Regions from separate parts of the Mus musculus genome. Here region 2 is linked to region 1. The links are chromatin loops, found by intact Hi-C in ENCODE. Cell type or tissue: left cerebral cortex. All regions are shown on one strand.

Region 1 (8,000 bases):
GAATAAAGTTGGCTATTGCATGAGATGCTATTAATATGTCTTATTTTTAGGCCCCACTCCCTCAGGTTTATGCCACTAACTAGAGTGGTAAACAGTTAGGGTGAAGAGTACGGCAGCCTTCAGGTAGACACTGGAGCAGTAGCTGAAAGGTACATCCTGATCCATACACAGAGAGTAAAATGCTTGGGTTGGTGTGGGCTTTTGAAATCTTAAACCCCACCTCCAGTAACATAGTTCTTTGGATAAAGACCACACCTACTCCTTCTAATTCAGCGGTTCTCAACCTTCCTAATGCTACAACTCTTTAATATAGTTCCTCATGTTGTGGTGACCTCACATGAAGTGAAAGGGTCATTCAGTTCCTCCCCAAAGGGTCACTACCCACAGGTTGAGAAATGCAGCTCTAATCTTAAATAACGCTCTACTCCTATGTCACATGTCCCAGAACTAGTGCCACCACCACCTCATTCGTAGACCTTGGTGTGTAGGACACTGCCTCCCCCTCCCTGACACCATGTTCTGTCTGGTTTTGCTCTGACATGATGCCACTTGACATTTTGCATTGCCTACTGGGACCAACTCTTGGCACTTTTCCTGGTCCTCAGTGATGCCTGCAGTCTGTCCCTGTACCTAGGAACAATCAGCTCATTCAGCCTTGTTTGAGGCCTAGGGCATTGTCCATGTGTTGAGCAACACAGTTCCAGAGTGGAAATGGACTTTAGTCTCTAGGTTGTGGGTCCTTGGCTAAGAAAACAAGCATGAATAGCTTCTACTGAACCATCAAACTTTAGCGTTCTCATGGAAATATCACTGCTGAATTTTTAAAATAAAATGAATCTTTCATGGGAAATTGTCTACAAAAGAATTAGAGCTTTCCTGAAAGGCTAAAAAGAAAAGAAAAAAAAAAGGAAAGAAACGATGGGTTGTCTAACTGCATGTAACACAAGTTATATGCAGCTGTTAGAATTATCTATCGTTAAATTCAAATTTGCTCTCACAGTCCCGCCAGCCACAATTTCAGTTGCATGTGTGGACATGAGGCAGCATACACAGAATTCCATCTTTGCCAGGTTTTCCTGTGTACAAGTGCTGGACAATGGAAGTCACTGAGCATGTATAGAGAAGAAAGATACAGGCAGATATGGGACTGGCTCCCATGGTAATGTAGAGGGGAATACCAGAGAGGAAAACATGCTAAGTCAACTGAGCTTGCGGACTGAGGAAGAGGTCACAAGTTTGATAAAGAACTCAGAACATTCAGAGGAGAACTGGACTATAGGATACTGTCAGAAAAAAAAAAAAGATACCCCTCAGTTTATATATGTGTCCAGTTTTCTGGCCTCCTCTCCAGCTTCTATCTCCTATATTCCTTTGAATGTCCTGGGCCAAGTCTTGAATCAGGACCTACACTGCTGCCCACTCATAGTATACTCCTTTTCCCTGCTTGCTCACTGGGGCCTTCCCTTGACAGCATAAGTGATGAGGAGATGGGGAAGAGTGGCTACCCTCAAAGCTAGTGTTGAGGGCATGCTTGTACTGGTTAGCTCTAGTCAACTTGACATAAACTAGCTAGGCCTGGGAAGAAGGAATCTCAGTTGAGCAATTGCTTCTAGTCAGACTGAGCTGTGGACATGTCTGTTAGGATAGTTTCTGGATTGCTAATGGACGGAGGAGGGCCCAGGACACAGTGAGCATCGCCACTTCCAGGCAGGTGGGCCCGAGCTATGTAAGACAGATGGCTGAATGTGTAAGCCTGCGAGTAGAATTCCTCTGTGGTCTCATTTAGTTCCTGCCCCCAGGTTCCTGCCTAGGCTTCCCTTCATGGTGGACCTATATACCAACCATACCCTTTCCTCTCCAAGTTACCTTTGGTCAGGATTTTATCACACCAATAGAGAAACAAACCAAGACAATGCCATAGGTGGACTCTCTAGTGCTTATGTTTTTACATGATCTGTTATGAATTGGTGATACTGCCATATTGCACCAGCCCCCAATAAGCAATAGACGTAGGAGATGACTAAAGCAATTTTTGAAGTACATTCAGTAAGGAAGGGGTGACCAGAAAAATTCTTTGTGACTAGGTTTAACTTACTCAGAAAATTAAGTAGACCAAACGTCGCATCCTTTCACCCTCTGGTTGGTTAGGAATCGTAATGCTACTGTATAATGTGAAAATTTTCAAACAGAACTAAACCGAGGTCTATAAATACACATGATTAAGGCTTCAAATATAGCAGCGCTTTCTTTTCACTGGGCTATTTCTGTGTGGTGATTGCCTGGTTTGATATGCAATTTCAGAATACAAGTGGTTTTTCTCCATAACTAATGGGCAAGTTGGCAGGGTGCTGCACGCCCGGGCCCTCTCTGAGAAGAAGTCTGTTAAACTGTGCTAAGTGTTCTCCTGAATTATATAAGCAGAGTAGACAAGAGATGCCTGTGCGACCACACATCCTATTAGGATGAAATAGTGTCTGCTTGGTTTGTTTCTCATTCTAGAAGGAGACTGGCCTTTCTGGTCATAAATCACACAATGGTCAGCCACAAGCCTGAGCCCAGGGCCTGTTGTATTCTAAATTAAATAGACCGTAGTGGAAATTAAGAATAAATGCCAACAGAGATTTCTCTGATTCTAGATTCACAAGCACTTTAAAATAAGGTTTAAATAAGAATGATGTGCATTCATTTATAATTACAGTGATTAAAATATAGAAGGCGTGGCTTCAATGGAATCATTGACTCTCATGAGCAAAGATGGTCCAAAGAGTCAGATGATCATCCATCCCATCCCACACAGAGAGGACTGATGACCATGTGGCAAGAGAAGGGGGTCCATCCCGTGCAACATTTGAATACAATGCCAGGCACCTATGTTTCTATAGACTGAAAAAAATAGAATGAACAGAATAAAAATACTGACAGGCCACCCAGGTACTAGAAATGCCAAAGAATGTGAAGAAAATAGATGACAAGATACAAGTGTCACCCAAGCATTAGAGTTTGCTAAAAAAACAAAAACAAAAAACAAAAACAAAAAACCCAAAGAACATCAATAAAAAAGCCAGAATGGGAATTATGGAGAATGAGTTATGTCATCACATAGAACAGAGCCAAAGGTGGGCAGCAATGTGTGTAAGACAGGTGTGTGAAGCATTGAGCAGCCAATAAAAACAGACCACATCTATAAGAAGCCAGGAAGAGGAGGTGCCAACTTTTCCAAGGAGAAACAGAGAAGGGATAAAAAATTGAAATGATGTTTTTCAGCACTCAAAGTATAACAACCAAGCCTATAGAATTCTAGATGCAGTGAAAACACTTTTCAACATCAAAGGTGAAAGGAAGACATCTCCAGAAATACAAAAACAGACAGTGTCAGGAGTATACGTGAGCCACAGGAAATAATGAAGGGATTTAATTCCTCATAGAGAAAATTGTTTCAGTCAGGTGCACAGAGTGTAGGAAGAAAAGAAGAGCAAGGAGTGTGGCAAATGCGTGGTTGGGAAATGAAAATTAACTCAGAAAGCAATAACAATAGTTACATTTTTAATTAAAACATGGACATTTTTGTAGAGATAACATTTATATGGATAGTAAGGGGGGGCGGGCCAATGCAGTCAGTTTTATAAGGACTTAGCATTATCTGGGAAGTGGAATGGGTAAGTCAAGAATGCCTCTAGTAGTCTTTGGGATAACTAGAAGAATATGTTAGCAGTGAGGCACGGAAAGGGGGAAATTAAAAAAGTACTTTATATATGCAAGGGGAACAAGGAAAGAGGAAAACCAGGGAACATTGAAATATTGAAAACACCTAAATATAGTAAAGTATTTACAGTTAAGTGACCTAATCTATTTGAAATATAAACACTGTCTGATGACACGGGCTGCTTTCAGAAGAAAACGCTTAAATATAAGGATACAGAATTATCCAAGGGAGTGTGAAAAGCTATGCCAGGGAGCACGTGAGCGAAGGAAAACTGGGAGAATTAAGTCAGCACTCAGTAAAGCACTGGAGGGAGACAAGAAACCTTGCAAGAGTTAAGTCCCCTTCCTGATTATAAACGCCACTCTAGTTGGAAAGGAATTGTGATTAGAAATCTGTACATATACATAATACATCCTTAAAACAAGGAGAGCAAAAAATGACAGAATTACAAAGAGAAACAGATGCTCTCATGACCACAGAGGACCTCTGAACGCGTTGCTTGCGCTTCCGCTTCCCCACGGTGGTGTGTGTGTGTGTGTATGAGCATGTGCATGTGTGTGTGTAACAGACAGCTGCTCTCCACCCAGGCATTTCTCACGAGGGCTGCATTTGTAGCAGGAAACCTAGAGGGATGAGGATATGCCTCCCTCGGGGACAGAGAGCAGACAGACTTGGTGCTGTGCTGTAAGAGCGGAGGGATTCCCATGTTTCTCACGATCCACTGTCCTCATTCCTGTAGGTCTAGGGAGTGAGAAGAACTGACTCAAACACTGATGCTCATGCTGCTCTGCTGTGAATGACACAGCACACTTTGCTGGTCACTTGGGAATCTTCTGCCTTCTGCCGGAAATGCAGTATTTATTAGCTGAAGAAGGGTATGCTGCTCATAATCCAAGCCCCAACAAAAGGACATGGGGAGGGTATCAAGACAGCAGGGGAAAGGCAAATATGGTGTAAGTGTATTACTATATGACAAGAAACATTTAAAATAAAGGCAGAATACAAAGTAGCAGAAGAAGCCTATCTATTCATTAGGAAGAGACGATACTTTTATAGTTCTATGATTCCAACAATAGCTACAGAATGCTCAACACAAATATATAATCATACTGGGATTTAAAATGTACACACTTTTTTGGGGACAGGGAAATGGCTCAGTTAGTAAAGTACTTTTCTGATGGAGCTTGCTGGGAATGGTGTGGGCTTTTGAAATCCCAAAGCTAACTACCACTAACATACCTCCTCCAACAGGGCCATAACCCTAAGACTTTCCAAACAGTTCCACGCGCTGTGTAGCCAAGCATTCAAATATGAGCCTATGAGGGTCATTCTCACTCAAACCACACCTCTACAGGCACACATGTGAACATCCTCTCATGAACATGTGTAAGCACAAACATACAAACGTGCATATCTTAAAAAGGGTTATTCATAAACCTCAATTGCTGGGAGTGACACATAGGAGTTTTATGTGTTGCATTTTTCTTGTATCTACAGTGACATATGAAAATCATATTGAAATGTAAAGAACAGTGTCTAGAACTTTCTTCAGAATTCTTTAGTGTGTGTGTGTGTGTGTGTGTGTGTGTGTGTTGTGTGTGTGTGTGTGTGTGTGTGTGTGACTGTATGAGTTCATGAGCATCATTTGCATGCCGGTGACCCTGGAGGCCAGAAGAGGGCATCAGATGCCCTGGAGCTGGAGTTCTAGGAAGTTGTGAGCTGCCATGTGATCTGCAAGAGCAGGAAGCATTCCTAACTGCTGAGCCATCTGTGTAGCCCCTGAATTCTTTTTAAGCAAGTTCATTGTGGCCATCTATTTTCATCACTCAAAGTCAGTATTTGGTCCTTTTCCTATGGGAAATGATCCAAAAAACCACAGAGAAACTAGAAGATGAAAACACAGATGCCATTTTCAGCAACACCAGAAAAGAGCTAACATCTGTAGACTCCAAAAGAAGCAAGAAGAGTTGTCAGAAGCTGGGATGTAGCACAGGGTTTCAGGAGCACAAGAGAAGCTTGGAGATGAGGTTGAGACATGGAGACAAGAGGAGTAGGCTCAAGGCATCAGATGTCAGAAGAGCCAGAAAACACATGCCTGCTGCAAACGTGGGCTACCCTATTCAGTGCTTGGACCAGACAGGTCTCCTACACTCCTTTTGATTCTAATCAGTAGCGAGGCTGAAAACTAAATGGAGCTACACATGCGTAAGTCATTCGTCCAGGAAATTGTGGCTACAGAGGTCTTTATCTAGTGTCTTCTACGGTTGCCTTCCAGGAACTATCTAGGAAGAGCCAATCTCCTCCAAAGTTGAGTGATTCAAAAAGGAAGAAGTTGAGTGGGAGACAGATTGGCAGCAGCAGCTTCAGAACTTATTTTTGTAGCTGAGAAAGATCATCTTGCTGAGAATTGTTTTAGAAAGCTCTTGGGAGCTTTAAGGCACACTGACATACTTTTCAGCCAGCACACACAGGCGTTGGGTTTGAGACTGAATGCTGACTGTCGGCTGAACCAGTAAACCTACAAGGGTAGATGAAACCATAGATCTCAGTGAGTGCTAAGGGCCTCCTTACTAGAACTCACATTCAGTTTGTTTTGTAACCTGCTCTGCCACTGCTTAAACAGACCATGACTTCTACATAATTAATTAGCATGTTGGAAGCACCGAGGAAGGCTTAGTAGGGTTTCTGCCCATTATGTGCGGCTCATGTCTGTTTCAAACCAAAACAAACACTAATTTGGCACTCACCTATTAGTATAAACACTATTTAATCAGACCATCTTTTCTACAGGTGCTTTATTTCCTTCTGGTCTTTGTAACCCAGGCTCCTCTGGGATGCTAACCCTGACAGCAAAGCTTTAGTCCTGTCGACTTACGTGCAAAGCTTGAGTGCTGCCTCTTCTACTTGGAATTGTCTCAAGCAAGCGCATCTATACTGGGGTATTTGCCTAGATCTCAAGTTAATTGTGCTGCCCTAAAAGCAAATCACTCAAGGCCTTGGGCTTCTTATTTACAAACCACTGGGGTTGCTTCTGCCATTGTTGCCTGACACACACAGGCAGCTCCAAAGAGAAACCTCTATCATCTTAGCTTAGATTGCAAGACAAAGGAAGTATGGTGTAAAGTCAGTCGGAGAAGTGAATCATGAGAGGAGTTATCAACCACAAGACTTCAGCATGTCATGCTATGTGTTAAAAATCCTTATGGAAGGAAATTATATGAATCTCCATCAATTTTCTTTGGGCTAAACCCTACTAGTTGAATAATTAATTCTTACATTTTTGAAATTTAAACTTTTTAAGGAAAAAGGAACGAAGTTGGTAACACGAGCTTTTACTGTATGGTAGGAATTAGGAGGAAAGGGGTGGTGTGAAAATTTGGAGCTCCAAATTAAAATGTAAACAGACGCCATGGCACATAGGCTAAATTTTCATTACAACTGCACATTCAGGATGCTGCTAGTAATGCCATATGACACTCAATGATATTGGATTATAACATTTTACACAAACCATTTCACCTCAGACTTCCTCACTGAAAAATATATTTGGGTTTTATTATCTAATGGGAGAGTATGAGCTCATACTGATATAGAGATAACGGTTCCCAAGCCATAGATTGAGGAAGTAGCTATATAAGGTAGCTTATTAAAGAAACAAAAGCAGAACTCCTCTGCTCTAATCTCAAGCTTGAGAAATGCTAGGCTTGAAGAAGTTAAATATGATTCTTTATAGCAGGTCTTCTCTGAACCTATAATTAGCTACTAATGCATTGTGATTCTGTAAAGGGGGAATAATTAATTTTGATGCCCGAGTGAGTTTGACCATGGAACACGCTGTTCATAGTATTATTTAAGGGTAGCATTTTCTGAGAAATAGTGGGATCAGATATCACTGTATATATTGGGCATGGAAATAAATAAGGCAAACAGCAGAGAGCCGAGTAAAGTTGACACACCAGCAGCCTTCACCATGGTGTGATCTGAGGCTCGTTCTGGAAGACTGAGCTAAGGGTTTCTTCTGAGGAAGGAAAACTAGAGCATCCAAAGCTCCTAGATCCACTTAATTAAAACCCTTCTGGGATGCTAACGAGCACCAGTGGATGAAAAGTCTCACATGTCTTCATTTCCATCCTCAGCTTCAGCACAGCTCCAGTTCCATTCTCCTTAAACATCTATTAACATGATTGCTTCATAATTACCAAGGCTAACCACCAAACACTTTGCCAGGAAGCATGGCACTGTTATCTTTAAGTGCTCTTCTGGCTTGTGCAAAATGGTCAGTATTAGTAATTTTTTA
Region 2 (8,000 bases), 81 kb before region 1:
CAAAAGGACTTGAAGCTTACCAAAAAGCTCAGAAATGTAAAATGTATCAGTAGCATCCTCTCACAAAACAGAGATTAAGGTCATATCCATCACACAGCTATGTGAACCATTAACCCATCCATGGAAATGTCTGCATTTGATAGAAAGCAGGACATTCTGAGGGGTGACACTATATATGGAGAGGATGCTTTCTTCTCTGTGACTAACATGTGGGTTAATGATCTTGTCCCTTGCAGGTGTTTAGAAACATCAAACAACTGCAATAGATGAGCTCACTGATGAGGGATACATTTCTACCAGGAAACACTCCTGTTCTAATCCCACATCAAGGCATAAATACAACAGACCTTGTTTTCCACACAGATTCCCATTTCTTTCACACCCAAGCATATGCTAAGAGAGCTCAAGCGACACTCTTCCTTCAGCTCTGGGAGGTGTCTTAAAACATTTTTAGCTTACCAAACACAAGGCAGAGGAGAATCTGTTTCTTTACTCAAGGATAACCATCTTCAACCGCTTATTTATGCTGCAGATGGAAACCTATAGATTGAAATAGACACATTTTCATTCTAAAATTGGCATTTACATGGTCATAGTTAAAAGGTGTGACCATTGTTTTGGAAAAACAAACACCTTGGAAAGTCTACACCATTTCCTGCCATTCCAACCAAGAGCTCATTAAGATTATAACATGTATAAAGTTAAAGAACAGAGAAAGAACATTGGTCTACAGAAATAGGATCACATATAGGAAAGATAAGGAATGATAAAATGATATGGCTAGAAAGGCCTCATGAAGTGTAAGGAGAAGATCCATTCCCACTTAAAGATGCAACAAAAATGGCTGATGAGAAAGTCTAGGACTGTGTGATACTTTAGCAGGTAAACCATTACAGCTACGTAAGTCAATTAAAGTTAAGTCAGATCAGAGCTTCTGTTCTTCAGTTGCATTAGCCACATTTTAAGATCTCAGTAGCCACATGTAGCTAATTGTTCCCAGGTTAGACAGCATGGACAGGAGAAATTATCATCACTAGAAAAATTCTACTGGACAGCGTTAGTGTAGAGAATGCCCTTTGATATCTGTTAGACACCAGGTTGAACAACATGCCTGCCAACTGTGACAACCTATGGTGAGAAAGAGAGAGAAAAAACCCACTCCTAAACAGAGTTACAGTGGCCCAGTATTATTGACATTTGTATCACCCCCAAAATACTTACACAGGCAGGGGGGCATTAAGCTAAAGTAAGAAAGAAGTTAGGGAATGCCACTTGAACACCTCACCATTCACTTTTAAACATTTGTAAAAGTCGCCAGCTTCTCTCCATCTGCCCACAGCTAATTGGACTTTGTTATTCATCTTCAGATATGTGCCACCTATTGTTCACACCCTGGACCAAATATCTGTCCAGTATAACATTTTGAACATTCATTTAAACAAACAGAACTCCACTCAAAGTAGAAAAATGCAGACTCTTCCCAGTTTACAAAAAAAGGCAAGAACTTTATTTTAAACAAATCCAAATATAACATACCACATCCATATCTAAATCAAAAACAAACCCATAAGAAGAAGGATTCAAATGAAATAGAGGGCTTCCATAAAAACATATTATCTCAATGCTACTCTTGCCTAGTGCTTCAGCTAAATGCACAGTGGGCAGGAAAGGAGGAATATGGCACTTAAATGAATAAGAGCAACGAGAGGAAAATTGTCTCAGTCCAAACAACAGGTTTATGAACCTTTGGTATATGTCTCAAATAAATATCCATAAACATATCTTAACCAATAATATTTACTTCCAGGTTTGTTAAGCCAGTAATTGTGTGCATGTGTGTGTATTGCAAAAAATAATTGATGACACAATAAGTTGGGATTGACACGGGCTGATTAAGGTCTCTGGTGTGAGCACACAGGTAAGTTCAAACCATGGCAAAATGATGTGCAGCTGCGTAGCACAAGATTAGGTAAGAAATTATAGTAAGATCTACCAGTTAGAAATTCTGTGGCTTGAGTAGATACCCTCCATTTCAACAACAACAACAATAACAACAAAACAAAACAAAAACCCACATATTTTTAATTCTATCCACAGTCCATAATCTAGAAGGCAGAAATATCCCAAAGCTCATAAACACATGCTCAACGGTGAGTGAAATGACCATCTCATAAGTGGTGTTGAAATTCCCCCCTCCCATTCCCCACCCCTAATAAACAGCACCAGTGCAATTTGAGTTTTAAAAAATTGGAAATATTGAGACATTCCTAAGGTTTGTGTTTTGTTTAATGACTAAGAGCCAGTCATATGGGGCTCTACTGCAAACCTCTGCCCTGGCTAGTCTCCAAAAAGCACCCCACGTAATTCCCTCTAGCTTGCAGATAAACTGTGTTAGGGCTAATGTAAGGCCAGATCAAGGAAAAAGAAAAGCTGGCATGCTATCCTGGGTTTGGGAAAGGGGCATGCTGAAGGGGGAGAAATATCCTCCAGGATTTTTTTTTCTGCAGCCCAGGATAAGGGTATGTGCTGAGATGGGTCACAAATTTTATATCAATGAGTGTTTGACTCATGCCATTCACCAGAATACAGAGCTCAGCAGAGCTAATTCTTGCTTGGCAGCTATGCCAGTTCACTATGATCAGGAGCAGGAAGGGCCATTAAAAGAAGAAGGCCCAAGAATGTCCAGCTTAGCCATCTTGTCACTCTACCCAATGGTTTCTGTAGAACTGATGATGTAACACGTGATGACAGTTCTACCTCTCCTCTTTGTTGATGAAGACCTCTTAATATCTGTATCCTAGACCTTCACAGCGAGCATCACCCGAATGAGGGCAAACCTGTAAACCCCGAGTCATTATCTGCCTTGGGGCTACTTGCCACCTAGCAGGCCTTCCCCAAACCTGCCCTTTCACACATAGGCAGAGTCACTGGACTGAGTCCTGCCGAAATTGGGAACACTGACTCGAGGCAGATCTTTGTTACGTATCTCATAGACTGACTTCCTCTTGGCCTGGGCTCCCCGGACAGCCAGTTTGATCTTCCGCCATCCCAGATGGTTAAGTTCAGCCAGATTGAGCACCACACAAATGCCGCTCACAGCAAACATGAACACCAGAAAGACTGTCTTCTCGGTAGGTCTAGACACATAACATTCTACCTCCTTGATGCAGGGGTAACGGTTGCACTCATACAACCCTGGAACACTGAAGCCATATAGAAAGTACTGGCCCACCAGAAACCCAATCTCCAGAGCATTTCGAAACACCACTTGGATGATGTAGAAGCGGGAGATACCTTCCTGTCTTCGGAGCTTGGACCTTGCTGCTGTGCGCAGCCCAGATGGATGTGGAGTCAGCTCTTTAACCTCTAAGCAATCTGGTTCTGTCTCCTTACTGGTGGTCTCTGTGTTCTGCAGCACCCCATTGACAATGGCATTTTGCAACTTCTTATCTTCTCGTTTGCTCCCTCCGCTGCCCCCACCCCCAGTTCCTCCAGGTCCCCCTATAGACTCAGCAGGGTCTCTGTCCAGGGCTAGGAAGACAGTAGAGTACCGGCGTTCTCGCTGCTTGGCGGATTGGTGCACAGAATAGGTGATAAAACAGAGACTGGGGGTGCACACCATTATGATCTGGAAGACCCAGTAACGTATATGGGAGATGGGAAAGGCGCGGTCATAGCAGGCCTGGTTACAGCCGGGCTGTAGGGTGTTGCACACAAACATGGTCTGCTCATCATCGTACACCGTCTCCCCTACAATGGCCACAATGAGTATCCGGAAGATCACCACCACAGTCAACAGGATCCTGAACAGAGGAAGAGGAGGGGGGAGAAAGGTTCTCATAGGCTAAGTCATTGATAGGAAATCCCTGTTTCTTCCCTTTCTGTTTCAGCGCTTACCAGTCCTTGAACAGGGGAGCTGTCCACCCTTGAGTGGTACTGAACTGAGAGTCTGGAAGGCAATTTTATATCTTCCTTTTCTGCTTGGTGCTGGCAAGCTTGGACTATTTCATATTACAAGGATCTCACATCTGCACAATTTCATACACTGTTCATGGCCCCTTTGTAGCATATATTTCCTTTTGATATGTGTGTGTGTGTGTGTATATATCTATATATATATACACACACACATATACATATATATGTCCAGCTCAATGTAAAGAATGTCTAGAGACTCTAAACGCACCTTTACTCTGGCAAATGCATGCAGAATCCTTAACAGAGGATCTGTGTTTGAAGATCTACACCTGCGGTGAGTATTAATCTTTATGGGTGTATATCCTAGTCTCTACATGTAGAACTTAATCCTCTATAGAAACGGTGATGAGTACAAAATTCACATGTCTACAAACAAATAGGTAGCTGCAGGTAGCTATAAATATGAATAAATATCTACATACTACATATGTATATAAATATATACTTAAAGATATATTATTCACAAGAAGAAGCCAGCTATGTGTGTGGCTCTCTGGCACTAAGTTTTAACAGAGAACATGGTCTAGCTTAATAAATATCTGTTAAAGAATGGTGCATCTGCTGTGATGAGCAAATCCATCTCCCCACTTGCCCTTCTCTGTCCAAATGCAATTCTGCCTTCCTTGTAGATTCTATTTAGGGAACCAGATGGAGATTGGCGCTGACTCCGGAGAGTGGGGGGTACCAGGACTGAGTCCACAAGTCCTTTTCTGATGAGGGAAGTGTGAACCCCCTCCCCCCTGTGGTGCTTTATAGAGAAAGTATGGGGGAGCTGATCAGGAGTAACGAGGAGGGGGGCGTCACTGGGCGTCGGGTAATCCCTTAATGCAGGCAACACTGGCACTTGGACAGAGGTTGGGGAGGAGGTAGAGGACTGGCTGGGGATATGGGGGTCGTTAGAGACAGGAGAAGGTATTCCCAAGGGCCGCCCGACGGGCCGCTGACGGCTGGCTTGGTGCCCTTACCTCCCAATCATAGTGGAGTGCTGCTGCACCGCGGCTTCCAGCAGCCTCTCCAAGATGGTCCATTCCCCCATCGCTGTGCATCCGGAGGCAGCAGACAAAGACTGGGCAGTACCGGGCACGTTCTTGGTCCTGGCCCCTCCCCGGGCCTCACCTCCTGACAGGGAGCGAATTGCCCCCAATTAAAGAAGCAAACAAAAATTGTTTTTTAAAAAAATCCACGAGGCCCTCCCCCTTTATTGCACTTAAAAGAGGGGAGTGGGGGAAGCAATCTATGTGCGTCCCAACCAATGGAGCTGCTGGCGCGGTGCGGAAGAGCTGGACAGCACCTCGGTGCCGTCCGGGGGTCAGATGGACTCCCGCAGTCTCCCGGCGAGGGGCGGGGCTGGGTGGCAGCGTGCAGGTGGCCGAGCTCCTGCCCGCGGGAGACCGGTGCCTGCGCCGCGGTCCCCGCGATCTTGCGGTCTGAGGGAGGGTCCGCGCACGGACCCCGGCGCCTGTCACTGGAGCGGGCACCTGGCGCTCCCGCGCTGCGGCGCGCAGAGCTAGCTGCGGGGCTGGGGAATCCGCGGCCACCGCCTCTAATCCGCCCTTAAGTAGTCTCCGCCTGCGTCACGCCAGGTCGGCGGAGGGGAGCAGAGCGCGGCGTGCCGCTGTCGCCGAGCGTCGGAGCCCGAGGGGCCGCGGCCGCGCGCCGCGGGGGGAGGAGACGGTCTGGAGTCCCCCCGCTGCGCCGGAGATGGGGAGACGGAGAACTGCAGCGCCCCTTGGGGCTTCTGAGGCGCCCAGGTAACCTCACCTGGCCGCCAGTCTCCCGCAGGAGGAACAGACACATTGGTGAGTGATGAGGGACCCGAATAGATGGCTTAACTTGCCCCCGTCTGTCCCTTACCTTTAGCTTTGGGCCTTCTGAGACACCACTAAAATTCCTTTTCTAGATGGTGGTGCCAGTTGGGGGAAGGGAGTTTTTTAGCCCTTACCGGGAGAGGACAGCCGCCTGCGAGAGTGCTGCAGAGGGTCCCGACTTTCGCGTGTGGATCAGGTGCTGAGGTGCGGAATACCTAATGAGACTCCCTGCTGGCTGACGCCTAAATGCAGGTGTGAAGGTGTTCTGAGCAGGAAGGTCTGGGTACAAAGTATTTACCCACCAAACAGGTGCCTAGCAGCGAGCCAGGGGCCCTAATGCGTGCTCATTTCTCCCAGCACGGATAAGGAGGCCGTGATTTCATTTGTACATAACTGATGGGAGCAGAGGACGCTAGTCAGGTCAGCATGGTCCAGCCTGGATTTAAGAAGACCCAGTATTTATCTAGCAGAAACAGCAGCTCACAATCTCACCCCACCCCCACTCTCCTTATTCAGCATTTGCCTCCCCCTCCCACTCCCCAGCTCAAAGAACAGATTCTAGAATCGGTCTTAAAATTTACATTTTGATGTCAGTTCCATCTACTGCATCTACTTAATTGGTCCCAGGAAAATTGAGACGATCACACCAGGCTGCTAATTAACGTAGGGTCAATTTTAGGAGGCACCAAAGTTGGGAGTGTGTCATATAAATGTACCAAAAGCACAATGAGTAAGGTGTTGTCATCCTTTCAAGAACATGACTGTGAAAGTGTTGCTAGCTGGTCTTAGGAATATAATGCAGCCTTAATTACCCACAGGGAGCATACACATAAGCTACACCAGGATGTGCTTTTGATTCTAGAACGACTGAGTTGGTTGGGTATCTATCTCTCGTGGCCCTGAGGAAGGGCCAGGAAGAAAGGTGCAGAGTAGGGTCCAGGGTCCCTACACATACTCTTCTGCATGCATAATGCTTACAGACAGAACACAAGCTTGAGCCGCATAACACGCCTGTCCCAAGATTGTCTCTTGGGGTTGTCACTGCTAGCTCAAGGAAGCAGCTCTCCACTGACAGTAGTAAAGGAATCCGCTAAAAATAATGGAGACATGTGTATCATAGAAAGGCAGTGTCATGGTTACAGTGCGGGTGGTTTCACTCTCTGGGCAGAAAAAAAAAGGTACAAGAATGGAGACAGAAAGAGATCTCTCCAGTTGGTTGACAGATGGGACGGTGATTCCCTTATCTCTAGCATGATGCACACTCCCAGGCTTCCTCCTCACTCCCCGGAGTCCCTATATTTGTTCCAGCTATGGCAGACATTTTTGGAGTAAAGAATCATAGCGAGACAATGGATGACAGAGTACCAAGAACAATCTATTTAATTACCTTTAAATGTCCCCTAATAAGTTGTACAACTCAAAATCGCTTTCCATGCCTAGGGCTTTAAAGTGAGTCTGATGCAAAGTTCAATCACTGGCCTGTGACTGACTTCTTATTCATCAATTTATATTTGAAAATAGGTGTCCATACAAATGGAAGACACACCAGTATCACTAGTGTATAAATACCTCGAAACGCTTCTACATAGAACCTAGAATGTAAGACATCTATGGGCTAAATAGCTTGTTTTTTAAGGTTATGAAAACTTATTCTTAGCACCATTTTTTAAAGCAACAATTTTTATTTTACTTATTAAAAATGTAATTGTCAGTTGCCCTGCAACAAATAGAAAAAAGCACAACCCCAGTTTCTGTGTGAAACTGTATGAAAATACATTCAGGAAATTAAAATTATAGACTTTGAGAAACTTCCATGGGACAAAATATAACCTTAAAATATTCATCAATTTCAATTTTATTACCTAACATTTCAAACCTCTGTATGTCAAAGGTCAAAGGCCTGTCAAGAGAAATGTGAAAGGTATAGAAATGAAATCTATAGAAAAAAAAAAAAACACAAATGGTATTCCAAAAGTTGAGGCTACAAAATCCAGAAAAGATCCAACTTTTAACTATTTTTATTTTCAGAAATCATTCATGAGTTGTCTAACACATTTGTGTTTCACTTACTCTTTTGAATTCAATCTACTCCATTTTCAATGAGTAATTTGCCTTGATTGTTCTGCATTAAATATGAAGAGGATCTATGCACAGCTGGGCCTCTCTGACCTTCCTTGGGGCACTATTTCATCTGCCTAGCTTCTGACCGGCTCA

Evidence for each region. Hi-C counts contacts between places; a loop is a spot of excess contacts. Peaks named below come from ENCODE experiments on the same cell type or tissue, not always from the same donor. Only the 100,000 strongest peaks of a DNase experiment are listed, where the experiment ranks them.
Region 2: a loop joins it to region 1, with 4 times the contacts of the local background. A loop is called at or near these places in 4 of 42 quality-filtered maps.

The regions. Positions count from the first base shown.
Region 1 is chr2:114,089,458-114,097,457 of GRCm38, forward strand. No RefSeq gene overlaps it. Among named protein-coding and RNA genes, the nearest start is that of n-TDgtc2, 9.9 kb to the right of the region's middle. In left cerebral cortex, no CTCF peak of the experiment used is centred here; DNase peaks (open chromatin) are centred at 2,280, 4,364, 5,572 and 6,085.
Region 2 is chr2:114,008,121-114,016,120 of GRCm38, forward strand. It overlaps Gjd2 (gap junction protein, delta 2), which reads right to left and starts at 5,499. Exons shown (of 2, transcript NM_010290.2): 1 at 4,944-5,499; 2 at 1,481-3,803. The coding sequence starts at 5,014. The coding sequence ends at 2,909. It overlaps A530058N18Rik (RIKEN cDNA A530058N18 gene), which reads left to right and starts at 5,445. Exons shown (of 5, transcript NR_028423.1): 1 at 5,445-5,777. In left cerebral cortex, no CTCF peak of the experiment used is centred here; DNase peaks (open chromatin) are centred at 401, 4,806, 4,974, 5,331 and 4 more places; H3K4me3 peaks cover 2,016 bases; H3K27ac peaks cover 642 bases.